3 separate regions of the Homo sapiens genome follow, and regions 1 and 3 are each linked to region 2. The links are chromatin loops, found by intact Hi-C in ENCODE. Cell type or tissue: IMR-90. All regions are shown on one strand. Each heading gives the region's core, and the rest is flanking DNA. Links, peaks and the distances in the headings are about the cores only.

Region 1 (5,304 bases), core at 137-5,136, 290 kb after region 2:
TATCCATTCATCAGTCCTGTAGATGATATGGATTGTGTATCTGTGTGTGTGTGTGTTTATATGAGTTTTTAAAAAAAGCTTTCTAAGTGAGGCAACTCTTTTATTCTGAATTTTACACTATAATTTGAGGACTTTTTTTTTTTTTTAAATGCTTTCTATCATTTGTCTTGTTGCTGTGTCTTGTTACATTCTTAGAGCATTTTGAATTGTTTTGGATGGTTTTTGGAATAGAAGCTTGCCTACAGTTCCATTTTGGCCAAAAGTTTGATTTAAGAAATGTAATTATCTAATGTTAAGTTTGTGCTTGAATGTAGTTTCTTGCTCTCCTTGTTTAGACTGAACTGGTAACTTTTAGATTAAACTTTTATTTGGTCTACTCTCTTATTGAAGAGAAAAAGTAACAACCAAAGTAATAACCTGGGAAAGATTCTTGCTTTTTCAAACAGGCAAACTACTGCTAATTTATCTAATTCGTTTGTTTTTTAAATCACAGCTAAATATACCTTCCCTGTTAAAGCCATCCTTTATTTTCTATTTCAATTGTGCAAGAAGGAGCTTGAGATCATGAAATTCTTAAAATTCAGCCACAGTTCTCTTATATTCATATCCCCTAACACACTTTCTTCCTGAGGTTTTCAGAGATGTAGAAGTTAAAAGGGCTAGGAAGTGTGTTTTCTCAACAGAAAAAGTATAGAACAGAATTGTTAGCAAATACTTCTCTATCCATAAAAATACTTTAAAACTTAATTTATCATAGCATTAAATCATATAGGGATAATCTTTACATTTTTGTGATTTATGATGCAGGGAAAAGGTCATGGAAATGTTTTGGTCAAATGTAATCTCTGGGATTCTATATCAAACTAAAAACAAATATGTTTCTAGCCAGGAAAACTCTTACATGTATCCTCTCATGAGAATCCCCACTCAAGTTATATATTGGGGAGAGATTGATTAGAATTAGAGCAACAGTTTTACTTTGGTCAAAGTGTGAGTCCCAAGATGGCCTCACAATAAATCTGACAATGTCTATAGGGCACCCAGTAGACGTCAGGTAGTTTACTAGGAAGAACAGAGAAAATATTCCAGAGTTTTCCCTTGAGTTTGACCAACATTTCCTAGGGCACTAAGAGAACTCAGTATGCCTTTATTTCTTAGTTAAAAACATATGGGTAAGAATTTTGAGAAAAGCTTCCGATGACAGAGTCTGCAGCAAAGTGAGAATTGGATTTGAGTTAGAAAGTCCAAGTTTAAGCAAGGTTTTGCCCTTACCAGCTGTTACTAAGTCTCTAAGACTTATTTTCCTGTATGTGTCCTGTGGAAAATAGGACCTGACCGGCAGTTTGCCTATTTTTTATTATAATTTAAAATAGTAATGCCTTTGAGAAATGAATTATCAACTGAGCACCCATATATAAGTGCTACATATTTCTGTTCACAAACTTAGAGAAGTAACAAAGGGTAAGAATTTGTATGAGCAACACATAGTGTTTACAGATGAAGAGATGGACACAAGAGGGTAAATAATATTGTTTAGGGTTACACAGATGGAAAGAAAAATTAAAATCTGAAGTTTTCTGCAAGTCAACTTTTAATAAAAAACTTTGGGAGATAAAGAGGATTGTAGATCAGTGTTTATTCAGAACAAGGTCTGTGAATGACCTGCCTCAGAATATGTGGCCATTTGTTAAAAATGCAAATTCGTGGGCTTCACTCAAGTAACTAGGTCAGAGTCATTGGGAATGAGGCCCATTTTTTTTTTAAACAAATTCCCAAGTGATTCATGTGCATTCTAATAATCATGAATTGCTCTTTTATAGAGAATGCTAAAGTGAGTTACATCTTGCTCTGATGAGTGAATATTTGTATGTCCTTGGAGGTCTCATTGACCATCTTGATTTTCTGTATCTTTAAACAAAAGCTAAAGATTGCTGTCATTTGCCAATCTGTGATATTATAAGGAGAAAATATGGAAATATATATATATATATATACACACACACACACACAGTATATATATTTGTCCTGGAGCTTTAAGATGAGCTGTGAGGGGGATGCACTATGCATCAGGGATGCATCTGTAAACACTGTGTCGCTCATACACATTGTCACCCTTTGTTACTTTTCTAAGTAACATACAAAATACAGCTCCTTTGATGAAGACTGCACTGTACACCGTGTGCTTATACACACCCCCCAGCAGAGGGCAGTGTGCATCCCTCTCACAGCCCTTGCTAAAGCTCAGGGACAAATTCTACGTTGAATTCCCCCGAGTGATAGAGATAATACATATTTCTTGCAGGGCATTTGTTATTTTATAAAGGAAACACAGTGTGTTGTTAAATCTTACTTTATTTATTTTCCAAGAAAAAAATATGACCCTCCCAGGTCTTCTAAAATGAAGTTTGGCACTTCTAAGTCATGTCTGTGACTCAGTGCTGAGCTTTCCGTGAGCTCCGTCCCCAGGCTTGTATCAGTAAGTCGCCAGCCTGTACACCCGGGGCCATTATGGTCCTGCGCACAACCAAAGCATTGTGCGATTTGACCCTTTCTCTATCTACCTGGGGAAAGGAAGACTACAGCATGGAAGAAACACACAAACTCTCGTGTAGTGACATCACCTTGGCTTTGCTGCCTATCAAGGCCCAATTCCTAATAGGGACTTACTGGCTGTGTGGCCTTGGGAAAGCCACTTAATATTCCTGAATTTCAGTTTCCTTATTAGTTAAATTTGAGATAAAATCATATACTTCCCTGGGTTTGAAAGGATTGAAATGACATATTTGTGTAAATTTTCCTGGCAAAAAGCAATTGATAGAAAGATATTTCCTTTCTTCTCATCCTTATTGAAGATATTCATCCTTTTCTGTGGTTCACTGCATCCCTCTCATCATCAGATTAACTGAAATGTGACCAACATTTTTGGACATCTTCAATAAAGGAGCATGTATGCATCGAGGTCCAATGAATCTCAGCTCTGCAGCAGCCAGTGGAGAATCTCACCTGGATTTCACACAGGTACCCCTGCCAGGTTTGGAATGGTAGCAGTCACCATTTCACGAGACACCAATAAGCATCTTGTACATATTGTAAGACAGAACAATTCTGCAAGGAAGAAATTGTGATCCATATTTTACAGATGGAATCATGGCTCAGGGACATAAAGGAGAGAACCAAGGCCACAGATCTAATACACAGCACACCTGGGGTTTGAACTCAACTCTGTCTTCTTCCAAAATGTACATTTCTGCTAGACCACACTGATGCTCAGTCTAAAGCCAGATTGAAAATCTTTCTTCCTCAAACCTTCTTCTTTTTAATCTATTTCCTGTGTCAGAAAATGGAATCCTGATTTGCCTAGTCACCCAAAAAGGAAATTTAGATAATCTTTGGAATGGCCTTTTTCTTATTTCCCATCTCCAATCACCAAGGCTTCCTTATTTGTGTTCTTTGTATTTTAAACATTTGTTCTTCATTGTCATCTCAGAGGCATAACTACTACCCTAGGACATTAAGAATCTCATCTTAAATGTGGAGGGCAAAAATCAATCATTTCTCTGAGTCTGGTGAGATATCTTAATGCCTCTAGAATGATCTTTCTAAAACCCAGATTCATATTTGATTATATCGCCCTTTTCTTTTCTTTTCTTTTTTTTAGGCAGAGTTTCACTCTTGTTGCCCAGGCTGGAGCGCAGTGGCACGATCTCGGTTCACCGCAACCTCCGCCTCCCGAGTTCAAGCGATTCTCCTGCCTCAGCCTCCCGAGTAGCTGGAATTACAGGCGTGCACCACCATGCCTGCCTAATTTTTTGTATTTTTAGTAGAGACAGGGTTTCTCCATGTTGGTCAGGCTGATCTTGAACTCCTGACCTCGGATGATCCGCCTGTCTTGGCCTCTTAAAGTGCTGGGATTACAGGCCTGAGCCACCGTGCCTGGCCTATATCACCCTTTTCTATATGGCCATAGTTCCTCATGTCTATCTATGCCTCAGCTTCTGACCTTCTCTTTGCATAATTTTTTGCAAGCTCATGTACCATATTCCATTTTCTACCATGTGCCTTTGATGATACTGCTTTCTGTGCCTGGCATGGATACTTCCCTTGTTCCCTTGTTGAGTATCAGCATCTACTCAATATTTGCTCAAGCACTCCATCTTTTATGGACACTTTGTTAATCTCAGAGTAGAACTACCCACTTCTCCACGCTGCCCCACTGCACTGTGGAGGCCCGACTCACAGCACCAAGACATTTGCTGTTGGTCGTTAAATGTCCCCCGTCCTGGCATGCTGCACCTTCTTTGAAGTCAAGGATGGAATTTTGTTTGTCTTTAATATCTAACGAGCAGTACAATGCTAGCAATTAGTATAGGCACTTAGTGTTTATTGAAAGAGTAAATAAATGAGTGAGCGAAGAACATACTGTTTTGTGCTGGGATGAGGTAGGTGAGGAGCCAAAGGCTTCACGAAAGGTTTATAACACAACAAGGATAAGATAAGTTCCCTGACACAGACGGCGTGTTCAGGCAAGTGAACAATGTCAAAGTTAATTGATGAGTTAAGTCTTATCTTCTTTTATTTTCTTCACTATTATTCTATGGAAATGAGAGAGTCTATTTCCCTGAATAAATCAAATTACTTTGATTCTGTCTTCATGGCTGGAAAACTGTAAGTGGACAGAGAGAGAGAGCCAAACATTACTACAAATTCTTTTGGAGATATATTATCCCACCTTCACAGAAGACTGAGGATATCACCGTGAAAATTTCCCTCACAAAGCTCTGCCTAGGAAAGCCAGCTTGGAAGATCAAGATGGATATTTATTTGTTCCTATAAAGAATACTCATTTTACTATTTCAACAAAAAAGGAAAATAAAAAAGAATACCAGAGGGCTCTGTCAAGTGACAAGGAAAACTGCTGGTTTACTTATGACTGCTTTCAGCTGAATGTTAAAGGAGCCAATTGCCAGGATGTAAACAAAGGTTTATTTTACTGACACAAATCAGTAGTTGCATTAAGGTCTCAGGGACTCAGTTTCCCTTTTCTTCTTTTTGCACCATCCTTGGCATTTGGCTTTTTGTTTCTATGGTCCTTAAGGTGGCTGCTGTGTCTCCAGGCAACACGTCTGCATTCCAGACAGGAAGAAGAGCTGAGAGCAAAGGAAACAAGCATGTGGAGTGGAATCTGCCTCTTCTTACTCTTTGCAGTTTCACTCTGTAGACTTCACCTCTCACAGGCCACAGAGATTGCAGGGAAATGGGCAGGAAGCAGCTTTTTGAACATATTAGACTCCCTGAGCAAATCGT
Region 2 (5,304 bases), core at 266-5,265:
TACTACATAATCTTATAATCACATATACTGCTATGCAGCTGCTTTCTACTGCATAATCTTTCTCTTAGATTTCCCCCAAAAGGTCCTATGGCCTGTTACCAAGGTAACTGTACATTGGGGAAAAGAAAATAATCAGACTTTTCAAGGATTATTGGACACTGGCTCTGAACTGACACTAATTCCAGGAGACAAAAATATCACTGTGATCCACCACCAGTCTGGTCAGGTGATCAATGGAGTTTTAGCCCAAATACTTCTCACAGTAAGTCCTCAAACCTATCCTGCGGTTATTTCTCCAGTTCTGGAATGTATCATTGGAAGAGACATACTCAGCAACTGGCAGAACTACTACACGTGGGTTTAGTAAGTGGTCTATTATTTCACCAACTAGACATACAATCTGTAAAAAGATCTTGCTTTTGTTTTATAATATTATTTCTAAGTGAAGCAGAGACTTTTGAAGGTAGTTGCATTTTTTTCCAATTATTGACATCTCCTGGTACTCACTTTACAAACTAGGTTAAAGGTAAAGGCTAGATATTATTCCCTGAGCCAGAGATTTTCCACCTAAATTCAGAACTGGTCCATAAATCATCTTTGGCTCCCTCAGGTTCTTTGGTGACATTATTTACTATTTCCTTTCAAGGACTAAAATACTTTTGAGTCACGTTCTCTTCTGAATAGCCTGACAGTTATTCAGTTATATTCTCAGATTATTAGCCTTTTAGTTAGATGGTTAGGGCAAATGGTATCCCTTTAAATTCAATATCTTACCATATGTCAACATGTTGAGGATTTTCTTTTTGACAGTGAGGACAGAAATATGTCATTCTGTTATTGTCCCCAAAGCGGCACACAGTTATTCTGCAGTGGCACTGACCACAATTAGGACGCTTGTAAACCTTATAGTGTTTAGAGAGAGCAAGTCCTGCTTTACGGCACTAAAAAAAAAAAAAACCAAAAAATTCTGTTATCCACAAAACAGTGCTGCCAAGGAGCCAAAGACACATTCTCGAAAGTCACCTCTGAAAATCATCTGCTAAAAATTTACATATGTTTGTACATATGTCAATATAATCTTTTCTTTCATCAGAGAAAAAGGTATTGACAAGATTTGGTAATATTTGTCAAATAAAATTTGTGTGAAATAAGTCATTATTTAATGACATTAGTATTCAAAATTGCTCTTTGCATAGCTTTATCCTCTTATCTAAATGACATGTAAAAGTTCTATATTTAAAAATGTCTTTTACACTTTTAAGGCTTTTTAAATTAACCATAATTATATAGTTAAAAGAAAAAGGCTAGATTAGCTTGAAATCTGATTATTTTTAGAAGACTGAAACTGCTCACTCAGTTTCAACAACCAAAAAACTTAATTCTAGGGGACAAAATTTAATAAGAGCATTTTCTTTGTTGACCTGAAAAAGGATTTTTTTTTCCTTTTTAACCTTAGAGATTCATTAATAAAAAAAGAAAGAAAGAAAATAAACATTCAAATACCATCCTAGCAGAGAATATATTCCATTTTGGTATAAATTCTACTTCAAAAGATATTTTGATATATTTGGTCAGTTTTATTCCACTCACAAATATTTAAGGCTCCTACAAAGAAAATATCTTGAGTTTCCATCAGCACTGTGAAAATTTAAAAGCCCAGAAATATGGCTCACCACGTATGAGCTGAAAATTACACAATTTATATTAATTTAAGGAAAGTATTGAAAGACCCAATTTAATCTGGGTGGAAATGGGCAGTTTTCTATGGTCATCTTTTTCTGGAGGAAGAAGTAAGCAAATGCAATTTAAAAATAGCCATAGTTACTCAAGACCGATCTGCAGAGCAAGAGGTTCATTCACATTTTAGGCCAATTAATAAAGAATACTACAATACCTGACTTTCTGAACATAGTAAAAATGAAAATTTTGGATACAGAAAATGGACTGTGAAGAAAGAAAATACATATTTGCATTACTTTGTTTAAAAGATGTGTTTATTGAATTCTATATATGCATATAGTATATAACTTTCCACATTTACAAGTCAGCAAGTCCTTCCTTCTCAAAACTGTGGTAGACAGAGAAACATTATTATCCCATTTTACAGATGAAGAAACTAAACTTAAATAAAGTTATCCAAAGAATCTAAACCACACAGATAGTAGTAAGTGGCAAAGCTTGATTGAACCAAGGTCTATAGTCAGTGGCAAAGCCTGATGGAACTAAGGTTATCTGAAAGTGTTACTGTAGGTCAGCCTCTCTAGACTTTCTATATTTTATGTATCCAAAAATAGAAAAAGAGTCTGTGAAATGCCAACATGGCTGCTCCTAACTTGGTATAAAGATAATTGAATATGGTTATAGTTAGACGAGTTTGAACTGACCTATGACCTAGAATTTCAAGATGTTAATTACACCCACATAATGTCACTCTCCCTTAATGTACCTCCATGCTCTTTCCACTAGATGGCTATATACAGCTTTCACATTTTTTGGTGCACTCCAAAAGGAAACCACTGACATTTTACATTTTACACAGTTGAAAAATTTTGCTCTTACCCTGTAAAAGAGAATGCTGAAATCACGTATCATTTTCATGAGGTGATGGATCTGTTCATCTGTTAATTGACAAACCTTGAAGTGGAAAAAACAGCAGAGCCTAGTTTCATGACTTGCTCATTACTGTAAGAAATAATACGCCTTGCCAATTCTGTGAAAGAGAACTGTAAATAGATTTTGAATACAGCTGACCTTTGAACAACATGGGTTTGAACTGGGAGGGTCCACTTATACGCAGATTTTTTTCTGCCTCTGCCATCCCTGAGACAGCAAGACCAACCCCTCCTCTTCCTCCTCAATCTATTCAATGTAATGATGATGAGGAGCAATAACTTTATGATGACCGACTTCCACTTAATGAGTAGTAAATATAATCCTTATGATATTCTTCTGTTTTTTTAGAGACAGGGTCTCACTCTATTGCCCAGGCTGGAGTGCAGCAGCATCATCATAGCTCACTGCAGCTTCAAACTCCTGGGCTCAGCCATCCTTCCGCCTCAGCCTCCCAGGTAGCTGGGATTACAGGCGCAGACCATCACACCTGGCTCTTACCATATTCTTAATAACAATTTCTTTTCTCAAGCTTACTTTATTGTAATAATACATATGTAACACATAAAACATACAGAATATGTGTGAACTATGTTATCAGTAAGGCTTCTGATCAACAGTAGGCTATTAGTAGTTACGTTTTTGAAGAGTCAAAAATTGTATATAGATTTTCAATGGGAGGGGTTAGCACCCCAATTCCTGTGTTGTTCAAGAGTCAATCGTATATGAATATCTTCTAGAGCTCTATTTCTTACGGATCTATTTAGTACCATTAACAGTAGTTATATTTTGAACTGATAATATTACTGACAAAATATGATTCCTATTTATACATTTTAATTGTAAATTCAAGCATTTATTGAATATTTATTCTGTATTAGACATCTTCAAAGTCTCAGCATTGTCTATCAGACACCTTGAGAAGTCTTGCTGGACTCAAAAAAAAAAATTACCAAGAACAATATAAAACAGAAAGAAGGGAAGGGAAAATAGGCACAGGAGTAGATGACCACCAAGGTCACTATCGAGCTTTAGAAAAGATATGCATTTCTATACATGCATTAATATCAAAGTACTTATTAACACATGGAAGAGCTCAGACACAGACCTTACTGAAGAATTTTTTTCTGACACAGCCTAACATAAATCTCAGTGTTACCCTTGCAGAATTATTATTTGGCACATGTGCCGTCAATGGTAATCCCAAAAGAAACCCTCTGATGCCTCATGCTTGTTGCCTGTGTGTGAATATCTATATGTACAGCTGACCCTTCAACGACACAGGTTTGAACTGAGCAGGTCCACGTACATGTAGATTTTTTTCAATCAAACATGAATGAAAAATATAGTATTTGTGAGATGTGAAGCCTGCATGTGTGTAGGGCTGACTTTTTGTGTAGCAGTGTCCCTAGGGCCAACTGCAGGACTTCAGTATGTATGGACTTGGTATAGGCAGGAGTACTGCAACTGATCCCCTGTGTATACTGAGGGAAGCTGCATATAAACAGACACATACATGTACAAAGAAAATCACTTATCAGTGACTATAGAAGTGAAAATCTAATCAACATAGTCATCCTGAAAGTATTATACATATTCAATTGTTCACTTAAACTTTAAAACTTACATACATCCAAAATATTTATTACTTTCCAAATCTTACATACTATATTAAGTCACATCTTGAAAAGTTAAACTGTACTTTTTCAGTAATTGTGCACGTGCTTTTAAGAAGCTAAGAGCTAAATTTCAGAAATGTGTGTGTGTGTGTGTGTGTGTGTGAGAGAGAGAGACAGAGTCTCGCTCTGTTGCCAGACTGCAGTGCAGTGGCGTGATCTCTGCTCACTGCAACCTCCGCCTCCCGGGCTTAAGCGATTGTCCTGCCTCAGCCTCTCCAGTAGCTGGGACTACAGGCATGTGCCACTACGCCCACCTCATTTTTGTGTTTTTAGTAGAGACAGGGTTTCACCATGTTGGCCAGGATGGTTTCACCACGTTGGCCAGGATGGTCTCACCTCTTGACCTCGTGATCTGCCCGCGTCAGCCTCCCAAAGTGCTGGGATTACAGGCATGAACCACCGTGCCTGGCCAATGTCATTAATTTTTAAACCCCCAGGCATTATGGGTAAATGATCATTTCCTAGATGGATGGATGGCTGGATGCAGAGATAAAAAGTAAATTCTCAGTGCATCACAGATAACAACAATACCCTGGGTTCTCTTTTTTTCAAAAACAACTTTCGTAGAGGTCTAAGTGATTTTTAAAAAGCTCACTCTTGTTAAAGTTCTGTTTCATTATTTCCATACTGAACTCACGTGTTCCAAGTATCAAAAAGCAGAATCTAATCTAGACCTATCATTAACTGGCTTCTTTTAAAGCTTCATTCCTACTGATTTGGGTATTACTAAAACTATCTAGTAAGTATCTACACAAAGTAAAAAAATAACCTGGGTTTATGTAAAAGATAATTTAGTTAATAGAGTCAATTATGTAAAAAATAATTCAGCTAAAAGAGCTAAAAATTAATTTAGTTAGTGGCAACAGGTCTTGATAAAAGCCCTAATGTAGAGGTCTTCCCTAGAAACTAAAATGTATGTATTCTACCTGGGTTAGGGTTCTCACCTCTCTTACCCTCTTAGAACATTGCTATATTCATCACCATTCCCTTTTCTACAATTTTAACCTCTGCCCTT
Region 3 (5,304 bases), core at 137-5,136, 230 kb after region 2:
ATGCTGAGAAGCATAATAGTTTAGCTGTGAAGAAGCGTGTTAATCTAAAAATCAAGTTTTTGTTACTAAAGATATGGAAGATAGACACTGAAAGTCAATTATCAGCCAGGCGTGGTGGCTCACATCTGTAATCCTAGCACTTTGGGAGGCCGAGGCAGTGGATCACCTGAGGTCAGGAGTTGGAGACCAGCCTGGCCAACATGGCAAAACCCTGTCTCTACTAAAAATGCAAAAATTAGCTGGGCATGGTGGCACGTGCCTGGAATCCCAGCTACTCGGGAGGCAGGAGATTTGCTTGAACCCAAAAGGCAGACGTTGCAGTGAGCCAAGATTGCACCACTGCACTGTGGCCTTGGTGACAGAGTGAGACTCCATCTCAAAAACAAAAAAACAAAAAAGAAGGTCATAATTATCTACAGCATTCTCTGTCTAACACATTCTCTAATGACTGTTTTCACAGCATCCTGGGAATTCAATATTTTCTCCAAACTTTCTGAAGATACTGGTAAGATTATTTTATATATTTTATATGTTTCATGAATCTTTATTTTTTTCTTTAGGGCTAGTTAGCATTATTTATTTATATTGGTCTTCTTCTTGCAGTTGGATTTCTTCTATGACTGGTGAGAATGTTTTTTTTCTGTAATATTTAAGAATGAAGAACTTTTTTGACAATTAAGAGGACCTGACTTGGTTTATCTGTGTTATTTCATAGCTGGACCTATTTCCTCAATAGACACCTGCAGGGAGTGGGAAGCCTAAATAGAACCTCTATGTATGGGTGCTGTAAAGTGTTAGATTTCATTTTGTGGCCAGTGGATGGGAAACTGCCCTCAGGCAGAAAGCCCCTAAATACCAGAATGGGGAGGATGGCCATCAGTGTCCATAGCTAGAAGTTATAGGTTTTTGTAGATATTTTTAAAAGAAAGAATGATCCCTTTTTAAAAAATATTTATATTTTTCAGGGTCAGACTGATAAATTAGGTGGGATATTATAGTGGCCACCCCTGCATTTTTTTAGTTACTGAGGGTGACAGTAATCTCTGCCGTTCCCTCTGGCATGTACTCTACTTTGTTTTGCTTTGTTTGTTTGTTTTTTAATCTCTTGGCTCAAGACAGAGGTAGTTTCAGTCTTCAATTGAAAACTGAATTTGAAAACTGAAACTACCTCTGTCTTATAGGTCAAGAACTTTAGATGAAGGTCCCATCAACTGCCATGTGTGTTTATGCTAATTATACATTAGAATGCTAGAGAAGTGTTCATCAGGTGGAATAATGGACCTAGTAGCTTCACTGGTACCTGGATCTAGGTGAAGACTCCATTTGTTTTCTAGTCCCCACATTCTGCATATTATCACTTTGGAACCCTGAATATCTGTGCCAACTCAGATCCTGTGTCCAAGCATCCTCAAAAAAAAAAAAAAAAAAAAAAAACCTAGTTATTTCCCCTTTTCCAGTTCACTGTTACCAAAGAAAATGGCTGTGTATTCCTTTGGGGATGGACTAGGTAGTTTACTACTGAATACACTTGCTTTGGCATTTCAGGGTCCTTCTTTATAGGAACGAAACTGTTTCTTCAGTGGTTGGGTTTCAGGTCTGAGAGCTAGTTTAGGAAATTGGGGTGGGATCATGACGTTTATTGTGGTGAGTGTCCACACCCTCTTGTTTATCCATTTGGGATTTCTTCTGATTCTTTAAATTTAAAACACTCATTGGTTTTCCTCCCTCTTGCCTGTAGGAACACTCTGTCCTATTAACCATCTCCATGGCCCTCTGATGGGCCTGCCATTCAGGTTTTTCTGCTGTTGTGAAGATTGCGTTAGTCTTGCCACTGATGGTTAAGTGTTGGACCTTTATCATTCCATTGTCCTGCAATCTCCATTGTTTTTTTGCAATTCAGTTCTGTTGTAGCACCTCTTTTTGTCAGCTTTAGCCTGCAGAAGACAGCCATCACTGTCTTCTGAACAATGTTAGTACCCCTTTCATTAGGACACTCTTCTTTGGTAAATGGAGTGTCTTTCATGTCTTGTAAGAAACAGATGGCTGGTGGGTTTTCCAGCCTTGTATGGTTTATCAGAGTGCCTACTTGAGCCTTCTGATCCCTTTCAATTATACCTTTCCTATCAATTTTGGCATTTTTATTTGACTAACTGTATAGGCTGTAACTTATTTCAAGCTTCCATGAGCCATCTAAATAGTGTGTTAGCACCATCTCCTGGACTGTCAGAGGGCTAAATCATGTATGCTAGCAGAGGGCTCCCATAATGACAGACTCTCATTTTCTCAACTTTATGTTCTGCATTCCTCCTTTAAATATATCTTCCTTGGGATATTGTTCCCGAGAGTGATACTATCCTACCTCTGCCAGTCTTATTCCCCAGTTGGGCTGTGCTGGTATTTGACTCTTATTATTGATCTGGTTGTCAGGAAGGAAGAAGAGGGTTGACTCCAGGAAAAGGGACTTTGTCTCATAAGGCATCTGCTTCATGAAGACCTCTCCATGATCTTTAGGCTGGAGGTGGCTACTATTTTCTAAGAAGAAGTAGGCCACTGCCAGACCAGTTGAACTAGGGGCATCTGGAGTTCCAGGGTTTCAAATGAATCTACCCAGATTTTCACCTCCAAGTGTCAGTGTCTCATTTCTTTCTTGTTAGAAATCTGAATTTGGCCTAGGAAACTCACTGGAGCTACGTATTTTGTAGCATAGAATAATTTTACAGATGAACTATGACCGTTCTGTGCTTATCTCCAGAGGCACATGGAAGTATCTGACTCATTGCCATATAAGGGTAGTGGGCTAACTCATAATTTATAACATTTAGTTTAAAATTTAGAATACCGCAAGTGGTACCCAGGCTGGGTTGTTTATTGATACCTTATATGTAGCATCACTGGTTCTGCAGCCAAATTTAGCTAGGTGAATTTAGGGGAATACAGAACTCTGCTGGAAACTCTTACGAAGGTCTTTCCAAACCAAATTTACTTGCAATAAACCTTGGAGGTTCAGTCCAAAGACAAAGCACACCCTTCTGTGAATAAGGGCCCTAGGTAGCTATGCCTGGAAGACTTTCAGATATTGATGCTTTTTTACATTCTCTTTCTCCTAACGCACTGTATCATTTGCCTGTATTAAAAGTCTTACATGAATGTGCTCCATGGAATCTTGTGAGTCCTTTCAAATATCTGACCTTGTTGTAAAAATTGCAGCCTTTAACATTGTCTGAATCTCCTCTACTCTTATGATTTAGTCGTGAGCTCATTCCTCCTTTCTGTCTTCTCTCCATTTATAGGAGATTAGAGTTTTACTAAATGCTGCCAAGGAACTCCTTTGGCTTTCAGATTTTGCCCTTAATTGCTGATTAATCATTCTGGGCCTGTCATTGGCTCTCTTCATTGAATTTATGGCACTTAGTCACAGCCACCCAATTCAATAATATATTCCCTCATACTTTTCAAGAAAAATATTGCATAAACTCATGTACTTCCTTTCCACCATTACCCATCCTGACTAACTGATGATGAAAGTTTTAACAATTGTGTTATTATTGCATGTCATGGGCCATCTATTCCCCATTCACCACTGGTCACAGAATTCTTATTGCCAGACTGCTGTTCATTGATTTATAGCCACAATCTTATTTGAGAATCTGCTTCCTTGTGATAGACATGGCTATGAGCCAATGAGCAGCAGGTATCTGTGACAGTTTCGGATGAGTGTGCTGATTTTAGAGAAGAAAATGAGTGGACTACCGTGGTATCACTACCTATTTTTTCTTACGCATTTGTATATTTTTAATAGCCAACTTAGTATGTTTTCAGGAGGAAAGTAAGGTAAATATAGGTATTTATTCTGTAATCTAGAAATAAAAACCCATTTTTTTACCCTTCACTTAATTCTGATTTGTTGAGCCAAACAATCTATGTTCTAATTAATTTCTCAATGTATTCATGGAAAAGAATATTTTATACAAAGTAGGCAACATCACAATCTGGTCAAATACTCTAACATTCACTGAAATGGAAATTAACATAATTCATGACCTGAAAACACAAATTGCTAAATTAATAATTCAATATCCCACCTCAAGAATATGAAATAATCCTACAAAGTGTGAATGAATTTAAGCAGGACTAAAGGCTTCGTGAGGCCAGGGTGTTTTTTCTTCCTTTGTAAAGCAAGTAGAAGATATTTATGACCTTAAACATTTTTAGTATTGATTTTTAAATTCATTAACTTCTTAAGAAGCCAGAGGAAGGGGTCAAGTACTAAAAGATGAATATGATTAGGAAGGCCCATAAAACCAGCTTTTTAGCCTCAAAGTTAAAAACCATGAAGAGCACCTGGCCCACCTTAGTCAGGTGCTCACATAGTGCCATCTGCAGATGGCATGGTGGTCCTGTTTATAAATGAGGCGCATTACAATATGGTTCCTGCTTCCCAGATTTCAAATGACAGAGCAGTTCCCTGTGACCCAACAATTATAACTCAGTGAATGTGTTCCATGGAAATAATCAGAAGTGCATACAAAAAGTAAGGTTCATGATTAAAGGTAGAATACTGAAAATAAAATATCAGTGGCAGATGGATATAAAAATTATGGCTCATAATTGTGATATAATAATGTGTAGATATTAAACACATTGTAGAAGAGAAATGCTTAACATGTACTAATGAAAAGAAACTAGCCCTGAAAATATTTATTCACACGTACTTTCCAAAAATGTTCTTTGAAAGCTCATGTTTAGCCTTTAAATTCTTTTTAGGATGAGAATTTTATTTTTAAGTTTTATTTTATTTTTGATTGACAAATAATAATTGAATATATTTATGGGGTACAATGTCATGTATACATGTATTGTGAAATGATCAAATCAGGCTAATTAACATATCCATCACCTCAAACAGTTATCATTCGTTTGTGGTGAGAAACTTAAAATCCTTTCTTTTATCTGTTTTGAAATATACAATACATTATTATTAGCTAGAGTCACCATTCTGTGCAATAGATCACCAGAGCCTGTTCCTCCCATCTCACTGAAACTTGGCACCCTTTGACCAACATTTCCCCTTTCCCTGTCCACCCTCACTCCAGCCTCTGGTTGCTAGATCATTTATTTTTCGGTTTGTTTAACTCTTCTTACCAGCATCTCATGATAAATATATTATTGTTGCCATCATACTCTTTGGTGTTTTGCTCAGCTTTTACAAAAAATGTTGTTTTTCAGTCTTTGATAATAACATGAATAGTGCCGGTATATAAAAATGCCTGATAAAAGGCCCAGTTATGTGAAGTCATTGCTAAA

What was found. Peaks named below come from ENCODE experiments on the same cell type or tissue, not always from the same donor. Only the 100,000 strongest peaks of a DNase experiment are listed, where the experiment ranks them.
Region 1: a loop joins it to region 2, with 2.7 times the contacts of the local background. A loop is called at or near these places in 16 of 110 quality-filtered maps.
Region 3: a loop joins it to region 2, with 9 times the contacts of the local background. A loop is called at or near these places in 9 of 110 quality-filtered maps.

Annotation. Positions count from the first base shown.
Region 1 is chr4:177,044,436-177,049,739 of GRCh38, reverse strand. No RefSeq gene overlaps it. Among named protein-coding and RNA genes, the nearest start is that of LINC02509, 170 kb to the right of the region's middle. In IMR-90, for the core only: a CTCF peak has its summit at 2,198 (motif pointing right); a DNase peak (open chromatin) is centred at 2,219.
Region 2 is chr4:177,337,113-177,342,416 of GRCh38, reverse strand. It overlaps NEIL3 (nei like DNA glycosylase 3), which reads right to left. Exons shown (of 10, transcript NM_018248.3): 5 at 2,560-2,634; 6 at 775-941. Among named protein-coding and RNA genes, the nearest start is that of NEIL3, 30 kb to the right of the region's middle. In IMR-90, for the core only: a CTCF peak has its summit at 2,455 (motif pointing right); no DNase peak of the experiment used is centred there; H3K27ac peaks cover 177 bases.
Region 3 is chr4:177,105,821-177,111,124 of GRCh38, reverse strand. No RefSeq gene overlaps it. Among named protein-coding and RNA genes, the nearest start is that of NEIL3, 200 kb to the left of the region's middle. In IMR-90, for the core only: a CTCF peak has its summit at 2,225 (motif pointing left); a DNase peak (open chromatin) is centred at 2,224.